Regions from separate parts of the Homo sapiens genome. Here region 1 is linked to region 2. Evidence: read pairs that join two places in POLR2A ChIA-PET (ENCODE). Cell type or tissue: GM12878. All regions are shown on one strand. Links, peaks and the distances in the headings refer to the core of each region. The heading gives the core; the rest is flanking DNA.

The links. ChIA-PET counts read pairs that join two places held together with the same protein. Peaks named below come from ENCODE experiments on the same cell type or tissue, not always from the same donor. Only the 100,000 strongest peaks of a DNase experiment are listed, where the experiment ranks them.
Region 1: POLR2A ChIA-PET joins it to region 2 with 13 read pairs; 2 of 35 experiments call an interaction of 5 or more read pairs at or near these places.

Annotation. Positions count from the first base shown.
Region 1 is chr2:74,621,508-74,624,307 of GRCh38, forward strand. All of the region lies in intron 2 of M1AP (meiosis 1 associated protein), which reads right to left. Among named protein-coding and RNA genes, the nearest start is that of M1AP, 25 kb to the right of the region's middle. In GM12878, for the core only: no CTCF peak of the experiment used is centred there; no DNase peak of the experiment used is centred there.
Region 2 is chr2:74,199,660-74,202,459 of GRCh38, forward strand. All of the region lies in intron 1 of MTHFD2 (methylenetetrahydrofolate dehydrogenase (NADP+ dependent) 2, methenyltetrahydrofolate cyclohydrolase), which reads left to right. Among named protein-coding and RNA genes, the nearest start is that of MTHFD2, 2.4 kb to the left of the region's middle. In GM12878, for the core only: no CTCF peak of the experiment used is centred there; no DNase peak of the experiment used is centred there; H3K4me3 peaks cover 2,341 bases; H3K27ac peaks cover 1,689 bases.

The DNA.
Region 1 (2,800 bases), core at 260-2,759, 420 kb after region 2:
GGGCGCGGTGGCTCACGCCTGTAATCCTAGCACTTTGGGAGGCCGAGGTGGGCGGATCATGAGGTCAGGAGATCGAGACCATCCTGGCTAACAAGGTGAAACCCCGTCTCTACAAAAAATAATAATAATAAAAAAATTAGCCGGGCATGGTGGCGGGTGCCTGTAGTCCCAGCTACTCGGGAGGCTGAGGCAGGAGAATGGCGTAAACCCGGGAGGCAGAGCTTGCAGTGAGCCGAGATCGCGCTACTGCACTCCAGCCTGGGAAACAGAGCGAGACTCCGTCTCAAAAAACAAACAAACATAAAAAAGTTTAATATTGGTTGGGGGCGGTGGCTCAAGCCTGTAATCCTGGCACTTTGGGAGGCTGAGGTGGGTGGATCACTTGAGGTCAGGAGTTCGAGACCAGCCTGGCCAACATGGTGAAACCCCACATCTACTAAAAAAAAAAAAAAAAATACAAAAATGAGCCGGGTGTGGTGGTGCACACCTGTAATCCCAGCTACTCGGGAGACTGAGGCATAAGAATCACTTAGACCTGGGAGGCAGAGGATGCAGTGAGCTGAGATCATGCCACTGCACTCCAGCCTGGGCCACACAGTGGGACTCCATCTCAAAATTAAAAAAAAAGACAATATAAAAAATTCAATAAATTTTTATATTGATTACATACTGAAATGATATTTTGGATATGTCAGGACAAATAAAATATTAAAATTTGTTTTGCCTGTTTATTTTTTATTTTATTTTTTGAGACAGAGTTTTGCTCTTGTTGCCCAGGCTGGAGTGCAGTGGCACGATCTTGGCTCACTGCAACCCCGCCTCCCGAGTTCAAGCGATTATCCTGCCTCAGCCTCCTGAGTAGCTGGGATTATAGGTGGCTGCCACCATGCCTGGCTTTTTTTGTATTTTTAGTAGAGACGGGGTTTCGCCATGTTGGGCAGGCTGGTCTCAAATTCCTGACAGGTGATCTGCCCGCCTTGGCCTCCCAAAGTGTTGGGATTACAGGCGTGAGCCACCGCGCCCGGCCATTGCCTGCTTTTTTTTTTTTTTTTTTTTCTATTTTTAAAGGTGGCTAATAGAAAAATTTGTATTATATGTGTGGCTCACATTACATATCTAGTAAATGGTGCTGATTTAAAGGATATAATTCAAGGAAGAGAGAGGGTAACTGATCACAGAGAAATGGTCTGATATGCAAGAAGGAAGGGTAAGCAAATAAATTGGTAAATATATGAGTAAAATGAAATAAATATTAGCTGTATAAAACAATAGCAGTAATGTCTAATTTGGGGGTAAAATACAGGGGCAAAAATATGCACGATGAGAGGGAGATGATCGGAGTTAAAGCATTCTAAGGTATTGTTTAGTGAAGGGTAGAGATACCAATTAATTTAGGGCAACCCCTAAAAGAAAATAAATAGATTATACACTTTAAAAAAAAATAGAGTGGAAAAAAAAAAAACAAACCCAAAATCAGATAGTAAATGGGAGAAGCAAGCAAAGAAAAGGCAGGACAAATAGTAAACACCAAGTAAGATAATCAGAATAATCTTAATAATAATAAGGTCAGTAATTACAATAAATACAAACTTACTTCCTAAAATATACCAGCTAAAAAACAAATTATTGGACTAGATTGAAAAATTCCACTGTATGTCATCTCTAATATGCATACCTAAAAACAGTAATAATTGAGAGTAAAATAATGTTTAAGGGCTGGGTGCAGTGGCTCACGCCTGTAATCCCAGCACTATGGGAGGCCGAGGTGGACAGACTGCTTGAGCTCAAGAGTTCAAGACCAGCCTGTGCAACATAGTGAAACCCCGTCTCTAAAAAAAATATAAAAATTAGCCAGGCATGGTGACCCGTGCCTGTAGTTCCAGCTACTTGGGACTTGAGGTGGGAGAATGGCTTGAGCCCAGGAGGTGGAGGTTACAGTAAGCTGAGATTGTGCCACTGTACTCTAGACTGAGTAACAGAGCCAGACTCTGTCTATAAAAAAAAAAAAAAAGAGAGAGAGAGAGTTTGAGGCATTGAGACATACCCTCAGACATTTAAATTTTATCAGGTGGGCTCCACGCACTGATATATTTTAAAACTTCCTCAGGCAAATCTAATGTGCAGCTAAGGTTGAAACTGGTTTAACTTATGTTTTATTTAATTAAACTAATTAATTTTTTTTGAGACAGGGTCTCGCTCTGTCACCCAGGCTGGAGTACAGTGGCGTGATCATGATTCACTGCAGCCTCAAACTCCCAGGCTCAAGCGATTCTCTCTCCTTAGCCTCTGGAGTAGCTGGGACTACAGGCATGAACCACCACACCTGGCTAATTTTTAAAATTTTAGTAGAGACAAGGTCTTGCTATGTTGCCCAGGCTGGTCTCGAACTCATGCGCTCAAGCGATCCTCCCAACTTGCCTCCCGAAGTGTTGGGATTATAGGCGTGAGCCACCACACCTGGCCTACAATATACTGTTAATTAAAAAAAATTAGATAATGGAATCAGCAGGCATAGTATTATCTCATTTATGTAAAATTTAAGTCTTTTCTCTGTGTATCATCTATCTATAGAGTTGTCTTGAAATAGGCTGACACTCATATCATTGTTGGAGGGATTGGTCACAAAGGCATAAGCAGGCTAGTGCTAGATCAGCATAAGCCAGCATTAAAGTAAAGGTGAAGAGGATTTCAGAGGCTGTAAAGCTGTGGCACATTCTAGTTGGTTATCAGAAAGTCAAGTTAGAGAAATAAGGGATAAAAAATTGGTAATAATTGGGTAAACTCCAGGAATCAGTAGACA
Region 2 (2,800 bases), core at 135-2,634:
ATTGCACCACTGCCCTCCAGTCTGGGCGACAGAGCGAGACCCTGTCTCAAAAAAAAAAAAAAAAAAAAAAGTTGATAAGGTTTATGTTATGTGAATTTTACCACAATAACAAAATTGGGAAAAATATACAGGGGAGGAGGAAAGGAAAAGCTCTGTTTGCATTTTTGGGTTTCCTTGGGAAGGTGATTTGGTCGGTCATTAGAGCGCTGGCATTGTTGGCATTGTTAGAGCCCTGCACCTTACAACATCAGCCCCTTCTTTTTTTCATCTAACGTTCACTGTGTACCAGACACTATGCCAAGCTGTGCGAATTCAAAGATGAGAAAAACTGTTCTTAATGGAGCTCATGTTCCTGACAAGGGGCAGAACACGCGTGTAATTTCCAGTCAGTGCGGAAATGCTGTTAGAAATATTTCAAAGGCGCTGCTTGTTGGAGCAATGAGTTCTTGAAGGAAAACGTGGGAGGGGACTTTCAGGGTTTTCCCTGGTCTGACTCTTGACCTCCCCCATGTTTCGTTACTGTGTGTTTTCTCCCCTTCTCCCTCTTCCTGAGTGCTGGCCTCATGTGACTGTGGACCAGACCTTTCCTAGGCTTCCATGGTCCAAAAGAGATTTATAAAGATGCTCTCATTCATTACCTAAAGAACTGGGCCAGTTTGTCTACACTCTCCAATAACAAATGCTCTTTTCACTACCTTTCTGAAAGAACAAGTAAGCTTCATCCACATCTCTGAAAGCAATCCATATTATCTGTACTGCACATTTGCTATTTACAATTCCCACATATTGCTTTCTTACTGCTGCTTATTTTTTAAAATACTGTTTATTTTTAAATACTGCTTATTTTTAAAAAGTTGTATCCTTTTAAAAATATGAGTCTGCATTCTTTTTTTTTTTTTCTTTGTTGGATGGTATGAGAGTTTCAGGAACATAAACCTATGGTTGGAGAAATAGTAGCCTAGGAGACAGTGGGATTAGGAAGTCAATGGACTTTAGAGGCAGAAGTTTGCCTTTGAATCTTGTTTCTACTATCCTCAGTTTCATCTTCTGTATTACAGTGTTATTATAATAGTCCCAAGGTAACAGAGTAATATATGTTAAAGTGTAAGCAAAACACCTAGTGTTTAATAGATGTTTGTTCCTTTCTCCATTATGTCTTCCTTCACTCATTATTTTTCCCATTAATAATTGATAACAACTCTTCCCTAAATCACTTGATTATGAATTGTAAAATGTCCTGATACTAATTTCTCATGGAAAATTACAGTACTGTAAGCTATTGAATTAAAAGGAAAGTGAAGATGCTACTCACTTGGATTTTAGTTTTGAATTTTATTTTATTTTTTGAGACGGAGTCTTACTTTGTTGCCCAGGCTGGAGTGCAATGGTGCAATCTTGGCTCACTGCAACCTCTGCCTCCTGGGTTCAAGCTGTTCTCCTACCTCAGCCTCCCAAACAGCTGGGACTATAGGCGCACACCACCATGCCCTGCTAATTTTTGTATTTTTAGTAGAGACAGGGTTTCACCATGTTGGCCAGGCTGGTCTCGACCTCCTGACCTCAAATGATCCACCCACCTTGACCTCCCAAAATGCAGGGATTACAGGCATGAGCCACAGTTTTGGATTTTATTTGAACAGTCCTCTTGACTTCTTCCTATTCTGTTGATTACCTATCTTAATGGGATTTTTTTCTTTCCTTTTTTTTTTTCTTTTTTGGCAGGGGAATCTCTCCCTAGGTCAGGTTGGAGTGCAGTGCTGCAATCACGGCTTACTGCAGCCTTGACCTCCTGGGCTCAAGTGATCCTCCCACCTCAGCTTGTGAGTAACTGGGACCACAGGAGCATACCACCATGCCTGGCTAATTTTTTTTTTTTTTAACTTTTAGTAGAGATGGGGTCTCACCATGTTGCCCACGCTAGTCTTGAACTTGGCCTCCCAAAATGCTGGGATTACAAGGCCTGTGCCACCATGCCCAGCCCTGGGAATTTTTTCTAAACACATCTGTGAATGCATTTAATTCTGGGATAAATGTTAGCTAATATAGTTACAATTTTGGATTCCCCGTGGGACTTAGCTGACTCTCCATTTCCCTGTTTATTTTGGGGTAGCAGTTAATCTGCCCCTTGGCAAAAGAGATGATGCTAAATTAGTTAATGACTCACTCCCAAGGCTGTATTTCACATTTTGCAGAGTTGTGGGAAGCAGAGGAGGGCTGACAGTTATACTATGAAAGATATTCATTGCATGTGACTTTGTTTTTGGTTCTTGTTACTCTTTGACTGTTTTTCTTTCTTTTCTTTTTTTTTTTTTAAGCAAATTGGCATAACATCCAGAACCTGCTTTTGGAAGCAAAGTTTGGGACTTGGAACACTGGCTTTTCCCAGAACCCTGTGTCCTTAACTTCAGTATATGATTTTATCTGAATGTGCTAATACCATTTTCTCTAAGTTTACTGCTTTCAAAAGAAACTTTTTATGAGGTGCAAGCTAAGTCATTCTCACTGACTAGATATACATATAGTGTATATACTTATATATATCTCCTTATGTGTAAGTGTATCTATTTTAAGGATACATGTGTATGTGTGTGTATATATACATATATATATAAAACCAAGAGAAAAGAGTAAGAAATTAGTTTTATTGAACATATATGCCTGGCACATTATATATGTTTGTTATTTCATTCAACATAAATGACTGTTCTAAGCCGTTTTAAAGTAGTCTTTCACTCTGTAGTGTTCCAGGATTAGGAATGTATTTTTGGCCTGCGGTGGGCATTCCAGGTACTAATACAAA